Regions from separate parts of the Homo sapiens genome. Here region 1 is linked to region 2. Evidence: chromatin loops called from intact Hi-C (ENCODE). Cell type or tissue: PC-9. All regions are shown on one strand. Each heading gives the region's core, and the rest is flanking DNA. Links, peaks and the distances in the headings are about the cores only.

Region 1 (7,438 bases), core at 2,693-5,192, 56 kb before region 2:
ACCTTTAATCCACATTTTAACCAATCTTTGATTATAACTCATCTTTTAAAGAATCTTTAAATAATCATGATAACTAATCTTTAAACATCTCCAGTTTTGGTGTGGTATCAAAGAAGGATAGTCACAACTATCTAAAGACTGTATTGAATTACTCATCCTTTTCCAACAGCATGTCTGTGAGCGGCTGAATATTCCCCACAAACTTCAACCAAAACAACGTATCACAACAGACTCATGCAGAAGCAGATATGAGAATCTACCTGTCTCCTATCAAGCCAGACCATAAAGATATTGACAAAAATGAAAACTAATGCCACCCTTATTGTTAACTTTGTTGTTGTGGTTTCAGAACATACTTATTTTTCATTTAAAAATAATGACTAATGTTAACATGTTATGGCTTTGTCATTCTTTTAAAATAAATATTATTTCTAAACAAATATTCTTTTTAAATAAAAATTTATTTTCAAATGTATCTATGTATACAGTCATGTGTTGCTTAACAACAGGGATACATTTTGAGAGGTGTCATTAGGCAATTTCGTGGCTGCGTGAACATCATGACAAAGACCTAGATGAGGCAGCCTACTACACACCTGTACAACGTGGGACTGTACTGAATACTGTAGGCAATTGTGACACAATGGTAAGTATTAATATTTGTGGATCTAGGCCAGGCATGGTGGCTCACGCCTGTAATCCCAGAACTTTGGGAGGCCGAGGCAGGTGGATCACCTGAGGTCAGGAGTTCAAGACCAGCCTGGCCAACATGGTGAAACCCCATCTCTACTAAAAATACAAAAATTAGCTGGGGATGGTGGTAGGTGCCTGTAGTCCCAGCTACTTGGGAGGCTGAGGCAGGAGAATCGCTTGAACCCAGGAGGTGGAGATTGCAGTGAGCTGAGATCATACCACTGCACTCCAGCCTGGGTGACAGGGCCAGACTCTGTCTCAAAAAAAAAAAAGTATTTGTGTATCTAAACAGATACAAACATAGACAAGGTACAGTAAAAGTATGGCATAAAAAGTAAAAAATGACACACAGGTTTAGGGCACTTACCATGAATGGAGCTTGCAGGACTGGAAGTGGCTCTGGGTGAGTCACAAGTGGGTGGTGAGTGAATGTGAAGGCCTAGGACATTACTGGCCACTACTGTAGACTTTGTAAACACTGACACTTAGGCCACACTAAGTTCATAAAAAATATTTTTCTTTCTTTGATAACAAATTAGCCTTAACTTACTGTAATGGTTTAACTTTATATACCTTTTACTTTTTAAAAAACATTTGGACTCTTGTAATAACACTTAGCTTAAAACACACATTGTACACCTGTATAAAAATATTTTCTTTCCTTTTTTTTTTTTTTTTTAATTTTTGAGACAGAGTTTCTGTCTTGTTGCCCAGGCTGAAGTGCAATGGCGTGATCTCGGCTCACTGCAACCTCTGCCTCCCGGGTTCAAGCGATTCTCCTGACTCAGCCACCCAAGTAGCTGGGATTACAGGCATGCACCACCACGCCCTGCTAATTTTGTATTTTTAGTAGAGATGGAGTTTCTCCCTGTTGGTCAGGTTGGTCTCGAACTCCTGACCTCGGGAGTTCTCCCGCCTCGGCCTCCCAAAGTGCTGGGATTACAGGTGTGAGCCACTGTGCCCAGCCATATATTTTTTCTTTATATCCTTATCCTATAAACTACATACTGTTTTCTGGGTTTTTTGTTTGTTTGTTTGTTTTTGAGATGGAGTCTCACTGTCGCCCAGGCCAGAATGCAGTGGTGCGATCTCGGCTCACTGAAACCTCCGCCTCCTGGGTTCAAGCAATTCTCCTGCCTCAGCCTCCCAAGTAGCTGGGATTACAGGCACGTGCAACCATGTCAGGCTAATTTTTTTTATTTTTAGTAGAGACAGGGCTTCACCATGTTGGCCAGGCTGGTCTCAAACCCCTGACCTCAGGTGATCCACCCGCCTTGGCCTCCGAAAGTGCTGGGATTACAGGCGTGAGCCCCCGTTACTCCCCGGGCGCTGTTAAGCGGCTTTGCGGCAGCCTCACACGTAGCCCTCACAACCACTAGGGACAGCGGCTTCTCACTGCTGGCTCCAACCCACAGTTAAGAAACACGTGGGTATTTACAATACATGCCCACAAATGCACAGGCAATCACATTTCCCCTGCACGCCCTGGCCCCTTCCCACACTTTCTCTTCCATTCTACTTAGGATTGCCAGATTGAGCAATACAAATACAGGACACCTGCTATTTGAATTTCAGGTAAATACTTTTTTTTTAGTGTGTTCCACCCCATAGAATATTTGGGACATACACACTTTAAAAAAGTTACTTATCTGAAATGCAGATATGACTGGGTATCCTGTAATTCACCTGGTAACCCTAGTTCTACTCCGTTTTTTTAAAACTGCTGGTTGTAACCCCCAACCCAATGTTACAGCCTTCAGTGAGTCCCAGCCCCCGCTTCCTTAGGCCAGGAGACCTGGAGTATCCCATTCCACAGGGGAAGCCACAGCTGGGAGGAATTCAGCCTCCTCCTTCCAAGGCCCACGGGTGAGCAGATTCGGATGAGCATCTCAAGGGCCTGCGGATGCCACAGGAAGAGGTTTAAAGATGTTTAAAGATGACTTCTGGCCGGGCGCAGTGGCTCACGCTTGTAATCCCAGCACTTTGGGAGGCTGAGGCGGGCGGATCACAAGGTCAAGAGATCGAGACCATCCTGGCTAATGCGGTGAAACCCCGTCTCTCCTAAAAATACAAAAAAAAAATTAGCCGGGCGTGGTTGTGGGTGCCTGTAGTCCCAGGTACTCGGGAGGCTGAGGCAGGAGAATGGCGTGAACCCGCCAGGCGGAGCTTGCAGTGAGCCGAGATCACGGCACTGCACTCCAGCCTGGGCGACAGAGCAAGACTCTGTCTCAAAAAAAAAAAAAAAAAAGACTTCTGCAGGCCGGGTGTGCTGGCTCACACCTATAATCCCAGCACCTCGGGAGGCTGAGGCGGGAGGATCACTTGGGGTCAGGAGTTTGAGACCACCTGGCCTACATGGTGAAACCCCGTCTCTACTGCAGAAATTAGCCAAGCATGGTGCTAGACACCTGTAGTCCCAGCTACTGAGGAGGCTGAGGCAGGAGAATCGCTTGAACCCAGGAGGCGGAGGCTGCAGTGAGCCAAAAAAAAACAGAAAGAAAGACTTCTGTGCACATAAATGACTAGTGGCAGTTACTTCGGTTTTAAAATATATATATTTAAGGTATTAAAGTTCTACACTTAAAAACCTAGTTTTTCCTTAAGTGTTGAAGATCAGCTTAAAAACCTGACCATGCTGTGGATAAATCCAGCCAGTTCTAACAACTGTTTACAGAGGGGCTTGTGGTTTACGTTCAGTCTCATTTACAAGCTGGTTTAAATGAGAACTCTTAAACCTTTTAAATTATATATTTAATTGCTTCAAATACTGCAATTGAATAACAAACAAAACATTCCCTAGGTCTTTGGTCCTTAAACATTGGCCACACTCCCTTTACTAAATTCCTTTTAGTTTCAAACTAAAATATCATAGGACTAAATTAAAATACTCAATTAGGCATTGCAAATCCATGTCCCTTTCTAGGTGGGTTTAGTTCCCTGTGGGTCAGAGTCACTGACTGGGAGCCAGGCCTGGAGCTAAGGACAGCCACCAGATGGCTTTTTCATGACAAAAAGGGACAAGTTTTATATTCTCCATAAAGCCAATAGGGGGCCAGGTGTGGTGGCTCAAGCCTCTAATCCCAGCACTTTGGGAGGCCAAGGCAGGAGGATCACTGGACCCCAGGAGTTCAAGACCAGCATGAGCAATGTAGCAAAACCCCATCTCTACCAAAAAAAAAAAATTAAAAATTAGCTGAGTGTGGTGGTGCACGCCTGTAGTCTCAGCTACTTGGGAGGCTACAGTGGGAGGATCGCTTGAGCCTGGAAGTTAGAGGCTGCAGTGAGCTGTGATCACACCACTGCACTCCAGCCTGGGTGACAGAGTGAGACTGTCTCAAGAAACAAAAAAAAAAAACCCTGTGTAAGGCTCCTCCACACAGTGAAGCCTTCCTGACATGCCCTGCCTGCCCCACAAAGGAATCCTTCCCTTCCCCACCAGACGGATTCTGGATCTTGTGCTCTGGACCCCTTTGCCAATGTAGTAAAAACTATAGAGCCCTTTTCAGGGTACCATTTATACAGCATAACATAAAATACATAAGGTTACAAATGAAACCAAATATATTGAAAATATTACCAAGTGTTTTTAAAACAGTAACTGGGTGATATAATGATCTTTACTGTTATTAGGCAGGTCTATGGCTGATCTAATAGCTGCTATGGGTTCAAATGGTGAGCCTCACTGACACTTCTAGATCTGCTACAACTGAAACGCAGCAGGACAATGTCTGTGATGGTAACAAACTCAGGGACCCTGCTAATACTACTCTGGTTTGTTGCCTATGTTCGTGATTAAAGAAAATGCTAGATTTCAGGTAGAAATTAGTGAGACTAAAGATACAAGTTTCCCCTGCACTCATGGAACCCCTGAATTCTGTCAACAGACCCCAGGACAGGAAGCTCTGCACCATTTCCATACCTTCTGTGAGCTCTGTTCTTCTCTGGATATTCCATCTCTCCCTGGACGATGGTGGGGGCGCTCTTGTTAAGAATGATGGCAGGACCGGACGTGGTGGCTCACTCCTGGAATCCCAGCAATTTTGGACATTGAGGCAGGCCCATCACTTGAAGTCAGGAATTCGAGACCAGCCTGGCCAACATGGTGAAACCCCGTCTCTACTAAAAATATAAAAATTAGCCAGGCTTGGTGGTAGGCAACTGTGGTGGCAGCTACTTGGGAGGCTGAGGCAGGAGAATCGTTTGAACCTGGGAGGCGGAGGTTGCACTGAGCCGAGATTGCACTGCACTCTAGCCTGGATGACAGAGTGAGATTCCATCTCAAAAAAAAAAAAAAAAAGAAAGAAAGAAAAAAAAGAAAGAAAGAATGATGGCAACCAGCGTTTGCAGAGGGCTTAGTATAGGCCAGGTACTACGAAAAGCCTTTCATATGCATTATTTTCTCCAGTCCTCCCAGCAACTATTAGCTTGGTGCAAAAGTAATTGTGGTTTTTGGCCAGGCACGGTGGCTCACACCTGTAATCCCACGACTTTGGGAGGCTGAGGCAGGCAGATTGCTTGAGGTCAGGAGTTCGAGACCAGCCTGGCCAACACAGTGAAACCCTGTCTCTACTAAAAATACAAAAATTAGCCGGGAGTGGTGGCGCATGTCTGTAATCCCAGCTACTGGGGAGGCTAAGGCAGGAGAATCGCTTCAACCCAGGATTGCGGTGAGCCGAGATCATGCCACTGCACTCCAGCCTGGGACACAGAGTGAGATCCTGTCTCAAAAAAAAAAAAAAAAAGCAAACAAAAAACAAAAGCAATTGCGTTTTTTGCCGTTGGAAGTAATGGCAAAAACAACGATTACTTTTGCACCAACCTAATAGTAGGCTTTGGATGCAGGTTAGTCTGACATTCCATTCTGCTGTTCGTCAACACCAAGCCAGTGTGTCCACATGCCTGCTTCTCCCATTAGACAGTAGCCCTTCAACAGCAGGGATGATCAGAGTCATCTTGGTGTGTGCAGCTAACACAGATGCCTGGCACAGAAGAGGCACTTGCTTTCCACCTGCTGGCTGGTCACGAAGACGATGCACACACATGCACAGACATGAGCACACAAGCACACACAGGAGTGGACCAGGCCGAGTGTGGGGGGACACACGCCTACCCTCTTTAGAGCCCAGCCATGCTGACCTCCAATCACACATCCTATTCACTCGCCTACTTCTGCTGCCACCTAACCAAACTTCCTGGCTTTCGGTATAAACAAATCCTTTCTAGAGAAATAAAGCATTCCTAGTTCACTTTTGAGAAAGGTGAGCCCCCTGGGGAACTGCAGTGCTGAGAAGTCTGGCGGGAAGGGCACATTCATGGGACTTGATGACAGGGAGGGACTGGCTGGATCTGCTTTGAGCACAGTCCAACCATCTTTATAGTTCATCACAACCAGCCTTTAAAATGCTTCGGGAACATCAGGATAGTGATCACCAGCAGGGCACCGAGCACAGGGCGTAAAGGGGGCTTCTGAGAGGGGGTGTGATGTTCTGTTTCCCGATGTGGGTGCCAGTTCCTCCAAAGTGGTCGGTGTATGAGTGGTCATGGGGCCACACTTAGGTACCTGCGGTTCTCTGTATGTATTTCATATTCCAATACAAAGCTCCAAAAATTGCTTCAGAAGTCAGTTAAGCTTCTCTTCCTCCAGATTCCAAACTCATATGCCAAAAGTTCATTTCTCTGCAGGCCAAAATGGAGCAGCCTTTTATAAACAGGCTTCCTAGAGTTTTGCCCCAAAATATTCCTGTATCCCAGCAGCAAGCACCCTGATGCCCACCCAGTGGTCTGTATCTGTGTCAACCAGCGGTTCTCAGCCTGGCCTCATCCAGGGCCTGAAGCCTACTACAGAACCCCCAGCAGCACGTGGGGTGCACAGCAAAGATCAGCCCTGGACACAGCCGGGTGCTCAGGGCGGGGTGAGGGGGCAGGAGGCAGGACGCAGGAGGTGAGCTGTCCGGGCGGGGCAGGATGAGGGAGTCCTGCATTGCAGAGCTAAGGGGGAGAATCATCAGCACCCTAATTAGCTCTTGATGGCTTCCAAAGCCTTTTAAGTCCTTTTTTTTTTTTTTTTTTTTTATCCCTACAAGAACTCTGAGTGGTAAACAGGACAAGTAACATAATTCCCAGGATACAGGTAAGGACACTAAAGCCCAACCCAAACTGGTGGGTAGCAAGGCCAGGCCCAAACCCAGAGCTCTGGGCTCTAAGCCAGCACCTACTCCCCAACACAGAAAGGAGGTGGGAGCAGCCGGGCCCTAGCCAACCACTCCCGGCCCCTTGGCAGATCAGGCAGAGTGAGGGCACAGGAGGGAGAGAAGACCTCTATGCAGACCAGTGCAGCCAGGCAGGGGTGAGGAGCCCCTGCCACCACCACCAAAGACAAAACTGAGCCTCGATCCAATGCAGACTCCAGGAAATATGGGGCAGGTCCATGACCTTGTGAGAAGGGAATCAGTCAAATCCAAAATGTGGGACATGTACGGGACAACTGACCCAGTTTCTTTAATGAGTCAATGGCATTAAACTAAGGAGGGGTGACAGTTCTAAATTAAAAGACACTTTCAAAGGACCTCAAGACGGCAGTGCATACCGTGAGCAGATCTTATTTAGATCCTGATTTAAGTAACTCAACTATAAAAAGACGTTTTTTTGAACAGAGCAATTTAATTTGGTACTTGGTACATTTAATGTGGCAGTTGGATATTCAATGATATTAATCTTCAATTTACCAGCAGGGTCCAGTGAGTTC
Region 2 (7,438 bases), core at 2,548-5,047:
TGACAGAATGAAACGCTGTCTTAAAAAAAAGAAAGAGGTGGCTGGGTGCAGTGGCTCACGCCTGTAATCCCAGGACTTTGGGAGGCTGAGGCGGGCGGATCATCTGAGGTCAGGAGTTAGAGACCAGCCTGGCCAACGTGGTGAAACCCTGCCTCTACTAAAAATACAAAAATTAGCCGGGTGTGGTGGCGGGCGCCTATAATCCCAGCTACTTGGGAGGCTGAGGCAGGAGAATCGCTTGAACCCGGGAGGCAGTTTGTGGTGAGCCGAGATTGTGCCATTGCATTCCACCCTGGGTGACAAGAGTGAAATTCTGTCAAAAAGAAAGAAAGGAAAGAAAGAAGGAAAGAAGGAAGGAAGGAGGGAAGGAAGTAAGGAAGGAAGGGAGGGAGGGAGGGAAGAAAAGAGAAGAGGAAAGAAAAAAAAGAAAAGAGAAAAGAAAGAGAAAGAAAAAGAAAGAAAAAAAGAAAGAAAGAAAAAGAAAAAAAAGAAAGAGGCCAGGAGTGGTGGCTCACACCTATAATCCCAGCACTTTGGGAGGCCAAGGCAGGTGGATCATCTGAGGTCAGGAGTTTGAGACCAGCCTGGCCAACACAGTGAAACCCCATCTCTACTAAAAATAAAAATTAGCCGGGTGTGGTGGTGGGCACCTGTAATCCCAGCTACTTGGGAGGCTGAGGCAGGAGAATTGCTTGAACCCGGGAGGCGGAGGTTGCAGTGAGTCAAGATCGCGCCACTGCACTGTAGCCTAGGCAACAAGAGCAAAACTCTGTCTCAAAAAAGAAAGTATATATACCAAGAATGGACTGAATACAATGACTCACATCTGTAATCCCAGCACTTTGGGAGGACAAGGTGGAAGGATTGCTTGATCCCAGGAGTTCAAGACCAGCCCAGGCAACATAGCAAGACCCTGTCTCTGTTAAAAAAAAAAAAAAAAAAAAAAAAGACTAGGCAATGTCCTTTGCTTTCCACTTACTGCTCATGCCCTGTCTTGTATGTTGAATCTAGAACATATCCATCTTGTAAAAACTGCTTCCAGATTTCAACTACATCTTTAGTAGGTTTTAGCTTATCATGACTTCTCACTCTTCTCTTTGAATCTGTGAAACCCAATACTTTTGAAAACTTTGACACTCATAATTTTGTTGAGAGGATGGCCATCTTCTTTGTTCCATAATTGTGAAATATTGTCATGGTTAGATTTATAAACCCCAATTAAATGGTCAATCCAATGAATTGTTTTCATTTCTTCATCATCTATTTCCTTCCAATCACCCCCGTGTATCCAACTTTATCATCCACTTACTGAATGTATCAAGTAAAGTATGTACACAAACATCGTAAAAGATGAAGAAATATTATCATGCATCCTTTTAACAAAATGTATCCCATTTCTTGTCACAAAACGTTGTGTTGCTAGTTCTTCCTGTTGAAGGACTGAATATGGATATGAGAATCCATAATTCAGCCGGGTGCGGTGGCTCATGCCTGTAATCCCGACACTTTGGGAGACCGAGGTGGGTGGATCACTTGAGCCCAGGAGTTCGAGACCAGACTGGGCAACATGACAAAACTCCGTCTCTACAAAAATTACAAAAAGTAGCTGGGCATGGTGGCTCGAGCCTGTAGTCCCAGCTATTAGGAAGGCTGGGGTGGGACTGCTTGAGCCTGGGAAGTCAAGGCTGCAGTGAGCCAAGATCACTCCACTGCACTCCAGCCTGGGCAACAGGAGCAAGATCCAGATTTCCTTTTTGTCCTCAGATGCATATTGTTCACTCTTTGATGCTTGCATTTAAGAGAACTCATCTAGGGTATGGTCATCTGAAGAGTCATGGAGGGTTTTTTGTTTTGTTTTGTTTTGTTTTTTAGGTGGAGTTTTGCTCTGTCGCCCAGGCTGGAGTCCAATGGCACGATCTCGGCTCACTGCAGCCTCCACCTCCCAAGTTCAAGTGATTCTCCTGCTTCAGCCTCCCGAGTAGCTGGGATTACAGGCACGTGCCACCATGTCTGGCTAATTTTTGTATTTTTAGGAGAGATGGGGTTTCACCATGTTGGCTAAGCTGGTCTCAAACTCCTAACGTCAGGTGATCTGCCTGCCTCAGCCTCCCAAAGTGCTGGGATTACAGGCATGAGCCACTGTGCCCGGCCAGAGATTTCTTTTCTATGATCCATTTTACCATCACAATTGGCATCTTGACACAGTGCTGTTCTCTGTCTCTGCACACATCTCCTGATTGTCTAAGAAGCATGAGCCCCGTGAGTGTTGACTGCCAGAGTTCACGCCCACCTTCTCTCCAGCCAATTGCCTTGGAAGAATAGGTACTGCCTTGTCTGATAAGTCAGCAGCGAATGACAGACTCACAATGTGAAATGCCCATCCCTTGCTTTGATGTGGGATGAACCCAGATGCAATTTTTGCTCCAAGCTTTCCATGGGACCAGACTGAAGCCACACGGACCCCACCCGAGACCACAGCCGTGCTTACCCTTTTTCCTTTGCCCTCTCCGATTTTCCTCACTCTCTTCTCCTTAGAAAGCTGATATAGTTTGGGCCGGGCGCGGTGGCTCACGCCTGTAATCCCAGCACTTTGGGAGGCCGAGACGGGCGGATCACGAGGTCAGGAGATCGAGACCATCCTGGCTAACACGGTGAAACCCCGTCTCTACTAAAAATACAAAAATTAGCCGGGCATGGTGGCGCGCGCCTGTAGTCTCAGCTACACGGGAGGCTGAGGCAGGAGAATGGCGTGAACCCGGGAGGCGGAGCTTGCAGTGAGTCGAGATCGCGCCACTGCACTCCAGCCTGGGCGACAGAGCGAAACTCCGTCTCAAAAAAAAAAAAAAAAAAAAAAAAAAAGAAAGCTGATATAGTTTGGATATTTGTCCCACCCAAATACGTTTAAATGTATCTCCAGTGTTGGAGGTGGGGCCTGGTGGGAGGTGACTGGATCATGGAGGTGGATTTCCCATGAAATAGTTTAGCATCATCCTCTTGGTGCTGTTCTCATGATAGTGCATGAGTTCTCACAAGATCTGGATGTTTAAAAGTGTGCGGCACCTCCCACCCACTCTCCTGCTCCCGCTCCTGCCTGGTGAAACACCTGATCCCGCTTTGCCTTCCGCTTTTGCTTCCTGAGGCCTCACCAGAAGATGCTGGCACTATGTTTCCTATACAGCCTGCAGAACTAGGAGACAAATCAGCCTCTTTTCTTACAAATTACCCAGCCTCGGGTATTTCTTTATAGCAATGTAAGAAACGGCTGAATGCATGCACACTGTAATAAATTACTTTTACAAGAATCCCCATTGCAGGTGCCGCTTATAGGAACTTGACCTAGGATAGCTGGAACCAGAGCCATCCCATGAAGGAGACCGCAAGGATGGAATTCCTTAAGGGTGACTCACTGGCTGAATGGTAGTGAGGACCCAGCAGGTGGAATATTGACAGTCCCTGAAGTGTCCGAGCCCTGCAGTGGCTAAAACTTTCACCTGTGCTGCCCCGGGGGCACAGCAGCATCCGTTTATGGTCTTCCCAACAGCGATGTGAATTGTGCAGCTCTCTGTCACAATAGAATTCAAGACCTGAACCCTGGCTGCTGCAGATGTCCTGAGGCTGGATGTGATACTCATCATCTCCCTCCTCCCACTATGAGGCCATAGGTGTAGCTGAGGGAGAGGTGTTGGTACAATACTAGCAGATGACTCGGGTGTCTGAGCCACCTGCTGTGCAGCCCATTGCGCCCCCTGGTCCTGCCATGCTGTACTGCAGATGTACCACTTCCATCTCACTGTGGGTTACTGTTGGGTCCACCTGACCTGAAGACTTGGTGGGTCCAGCAGAATCAGCTCTTTTATTTATTTATTTATTTATTTATTTATTTATTTATTTATTTTTTGGAGATGGAGTCTTGCTCTGCCACCCAGGCCAGAGTGCAGTGGCATGATCTCAGCTCACTGCAACCTCCTCCTCCTGGGTTCAAGCGATTCTCCTGTCTCAGCCTCCCAAGTAGCTGGGATTACAGGCACCTTGCCACCACGCCTGGCTAATTCTTGCATGTTTAGTAGAGATGGAGTTTCACCATCTTGGCCAGGCTGGTGATCCTTCAGTGATCCACCTTCAGTGGTCACTGACCACTGACCTTCAGTGATTCACCTGCCTCGGCCTCCCAAAGTGCTGGGATTACAGGCATGAGCCACTGCGTCCGGCCAGAATGAACTCATCTTGGGAAGTTCTAGCCATCAGACAGTTTCTAGCAGGGTCCAGGAGCGCATCAGGGCTGCTTTTTGAATGGTTTGTAGTTCTCTGTTGTGTAAGGCACAGACTTTCTCCAGAACCCAGGGGGTCTGTACTGGGAAGTAGCATCTTTCCCAACCACAGCCCCCTCTAGTTCCATTGCACCTGCTGAGTCATGGGTGCATGCAGGAAGCTGCTCTTGTGGCAGCCTGGGCTGCTGGAGAGCTCTTTCTGCTCCTGGCCCAACGCAAAACCAGCAGTCTTCCATGTGACCTGATGAATGGGTTAAACTGTCCATGTGGAGGCTCCTGAGTCTCCGTAGGCTTTATCTCCAGTCCCCTGGATGGCATGTGTCTTACCACGGCATCTGCTCTGATTAACGTGACGCCCTCTATATGGTGGCCAACATGCTGTTTTGCAGAATGTCTAGATGGTTCAGGGTGGAGGAAGATAATGAGTATCAAGTACAGCCTCAGGGCATTGGCAGCAGCCAGACTGTGGTTCTTCCCACTAACTCTCGTCTTGTAAATGTCCCCAGAAAAGTGTGACCAACCAGAGTCACGGAGAAGTCGTGCCTGGTCGGGACCACCTGGCAGTGAGAAGTAAGTGGGTCTGAATGGGGCAGAAAGGTCAGAGGCTGGCCCCGGATGCTGTTGAAAGTGTCATATCAACACTGTGCTGATTCCCTTCAGGGTTCTTTTAGAGGAGGGAAATAAACATTTGCCTTGTTTTGCATATTTTTTCTTATGCATGCAGCCAAAACTCGTCAAAGCTGGTATATAGGGGAAGATAAATACCCCCAAGAACAACGTGAGTGTCAGAGAAATCTCCCGCCCAACATCAGAAGAGATAGCCTAGCCAGAGCAGCCCAAACACACCATGAGCAAAATGAAAGTAAACAGCTTGGTAGATATGCAAGCATACACAGGGCCACTACAAGGAAGCAAAAACGTCAGTGTCATGAAGCACCAAAAAATAAATAAATAAATAAAATAAAATTTAAAAGTCTTCTTTAATCTAGAAAGAAGGTTGCTATGGACTAAACAGTATCCTCCCAAAATTTCTATATTGCAGACCAAACTCCCAGTGTGATGGTATTTGGAGATAGAGCCTTTGGGAGGTCATAGGGTTAGATGAGGTCAAAGGGTGGGGCCTTCATGAGGGGATTAGTACTCTTATAATAAGAGACACCGGAAAGCACTTCTGTTTTTCTTTTCTTTTCCTTTTCTTTTCTTTTTTTTTTTTTTTTTGAGACACGATCTTCCTCCATTGCCCAGGCTAGAGTACAGTGGCCCAATCTCAGCTCACTGCAGCCTTGACCTCCCGGGCTCAAGTGATTCTCTCACCTCAGCCTCCCAAGTAGCTGGGACTACAGGCATGTGTCACCATGCCCAGCTAATTTTGTTAATTTATTTATTTTTTGTAGAGACAAGGTCTCATTATGCTCCCCAGGCTGGTCTTGACTCCTGGATTCAAGCAATCCTCCTGCCTCAGCTTCCCAAAGTGCAGGGATTACAGGTATGAGCCACCACACTTAGCACAGAAAGCATTCTTGAGTGTGTTCTCTCTTCTCTCTCTTCTCTTCTCTTCTCTCTCTCTCTCTCTCTCCTGTCTCTCTCTCTTCTCTCTCTTCTCTTCTTTCTCTTCTCTCCCTCTCTCTCTCTCTCTCTCTCTCTCTCTCTCTCTCTCTCTGTCCCCTGTGGGGGTCACAGGAAGAAGACAGCAAGCCAGGAAGAGAGCCCTCACTGGGAGCTGATCATGCTGACACCACGATCTTGGACTTTCCAGCCTCCAGAAGGACAAGAAAATAAATCTCTATTGTGTAAGCCAATCAGTCTATGGTATTTTGTTATGGCAACTAAAGCAGACTAAAGATACATTTCTGCTAAATGCAATGTGTGATCCTCAGTTGGAGTCTGATTTTTTAATTCAACCTGCAAAGGAAAAAACAAACAAGGACAAGTATAAAAACAGATATGGTGAAATTCAATCCAAGGCAGAAAAGCAGGTGTCCCCAGATCCATCTCCCCATAAAAGAGCTCATAACAGTGGCTCACGCCTGTAATCCCAGCATTTTGGGAGGCCGAGGCAGGTGGATCAGTTGAGGTCAGGAGTTCGAGACCAGCCTGGCCAGCACAGTGAAACCCCATCTCTACAAAAATACAAAAATTAGCCGGGCATGGTGGCAGGCACCTGTAATCCCAGCTACTCGGGAGGCTGAGACAGGAGAATTGCTTGAACCTGGGAGGTGGAGGTTGCGGTGAGCCAAGATCGCGCCACTGTGCTCTAGCCTGGGCAACGGAGCAAGACTCCATCTAAAAGAAAAAAAAAAAAAAGAGCTCATAAGACTGTGACGTGGTGAGGCAACAACTCAGAGACAGGGCAGGAGCAGACAGAACCAAGATAATAACACTGCACATCTAATGGATAATGAAACAGCAAGAGGCCAGGCACGGTGGCTCACACCTGGCAGCTCCCACCTTCCAGCACTTTGGGAGGCCAAGGCGTGCCATCTTTTGAGCTCAGGAGTTCGAGGCCAGCCTGGGCAATATAGTGAGACACCGTCTCTAAAAAATATACAAAAATTAGCAGGACATGTCTGTGCATGCCTGTAGTCTCAGCGACTCTGGAGGCTGATGTGGGAGAATCACCTGAGCAAGGATGGGGAGGCTGTGGTGAACCAAGATGGGGGCAGGAGAATTGCTTGAACCTGGGAGGCAGAGGTTGCAGTGAGCCGGGGTCATGCCACTGCACTCCAGCCTGGGCGACAGAGACAGAGTCTGTCTCCAAAAAAAAAAAAAAAAAAAAAAAATACAAGCTTTGGAATTGGCCTGTAGTAACTGAACTTTCTGTTTGAGGTTTTTCTGGTGATTAACCTCTAACTACTATATAACACGGGTACATAGCTATAAGTTGCTGTCACTTTGAGACATTATCCCTTGGGGTCTCAGGTGACACCTGTAGAGGTGACTCACCACCCCATCCCCCCACATCTTCCTCTCAATGTGGTTATTACTATTTTCTATTATTATTTTCATTTTTTTTTAAACCGAGTCTCACTCTGTTGCCTAGGCTGGAGTGCAGTGGTGTGATCCCAGCTCACTGCAACCTCCGCCTCCCAGGTTCAAGCGATTCTCCTGCATCAGCCTCCCTAGTAGCTGGAATTACAGGCATGTACAACCGCTCCCAGCTAATTTTCGTT

The links. Hi-C counts contacts between places; a loop is a spot of excess contacts. Peaks named below come from ENCODE experiments on the same cell type or tissue, not always from the same donor. Only the 100,000 strongest peaks of a DNase experiment are listed, where the experiment ranks them.
Region 1: it touches region 2 in a loop (2.9-fold over the local background); 2 of 110 quality-filtered maps call a loop at or near these places.

Annotation. Positions count from the first base shown.
Region 1 is chr14:103,295,093-103,302,530 of GRCh38, forward strand. It overlaps LOC105370686 (a long non-coding RNA gene), which reads right to left. Exons shown (of 3, transcript XR_944246.2): 2 at 4,613-4,812. Among named protein-coding and RNA genes, the nearest start is that of EIF5, 35 kb to the right of the region's middle. RefSeq lists an enhancer at 6,754-7,254. In PC-9, for the core only: CTCF peaks have their summits at 3,806 and 4,009; no DNase peak of the experiment used is centred there.
Region 2 is chr14:103,351,253-103,358,690 of GRCh38, forward strand. No RefSeq gene overlaps it. Among named protein-coding and RNA genes, the nearest start is that of SNORA28, 17 kb to the left of the region's middle. RefSeq lists a silencer at 3,280-3,574. In PC-9, for the core only: CTCF peaks have their summits at 3,755 (motif pointing left) and 3,980; a DNase peak (open chromatin) is centred at 3,549; H3K27ac peaks cover 1,073 bases.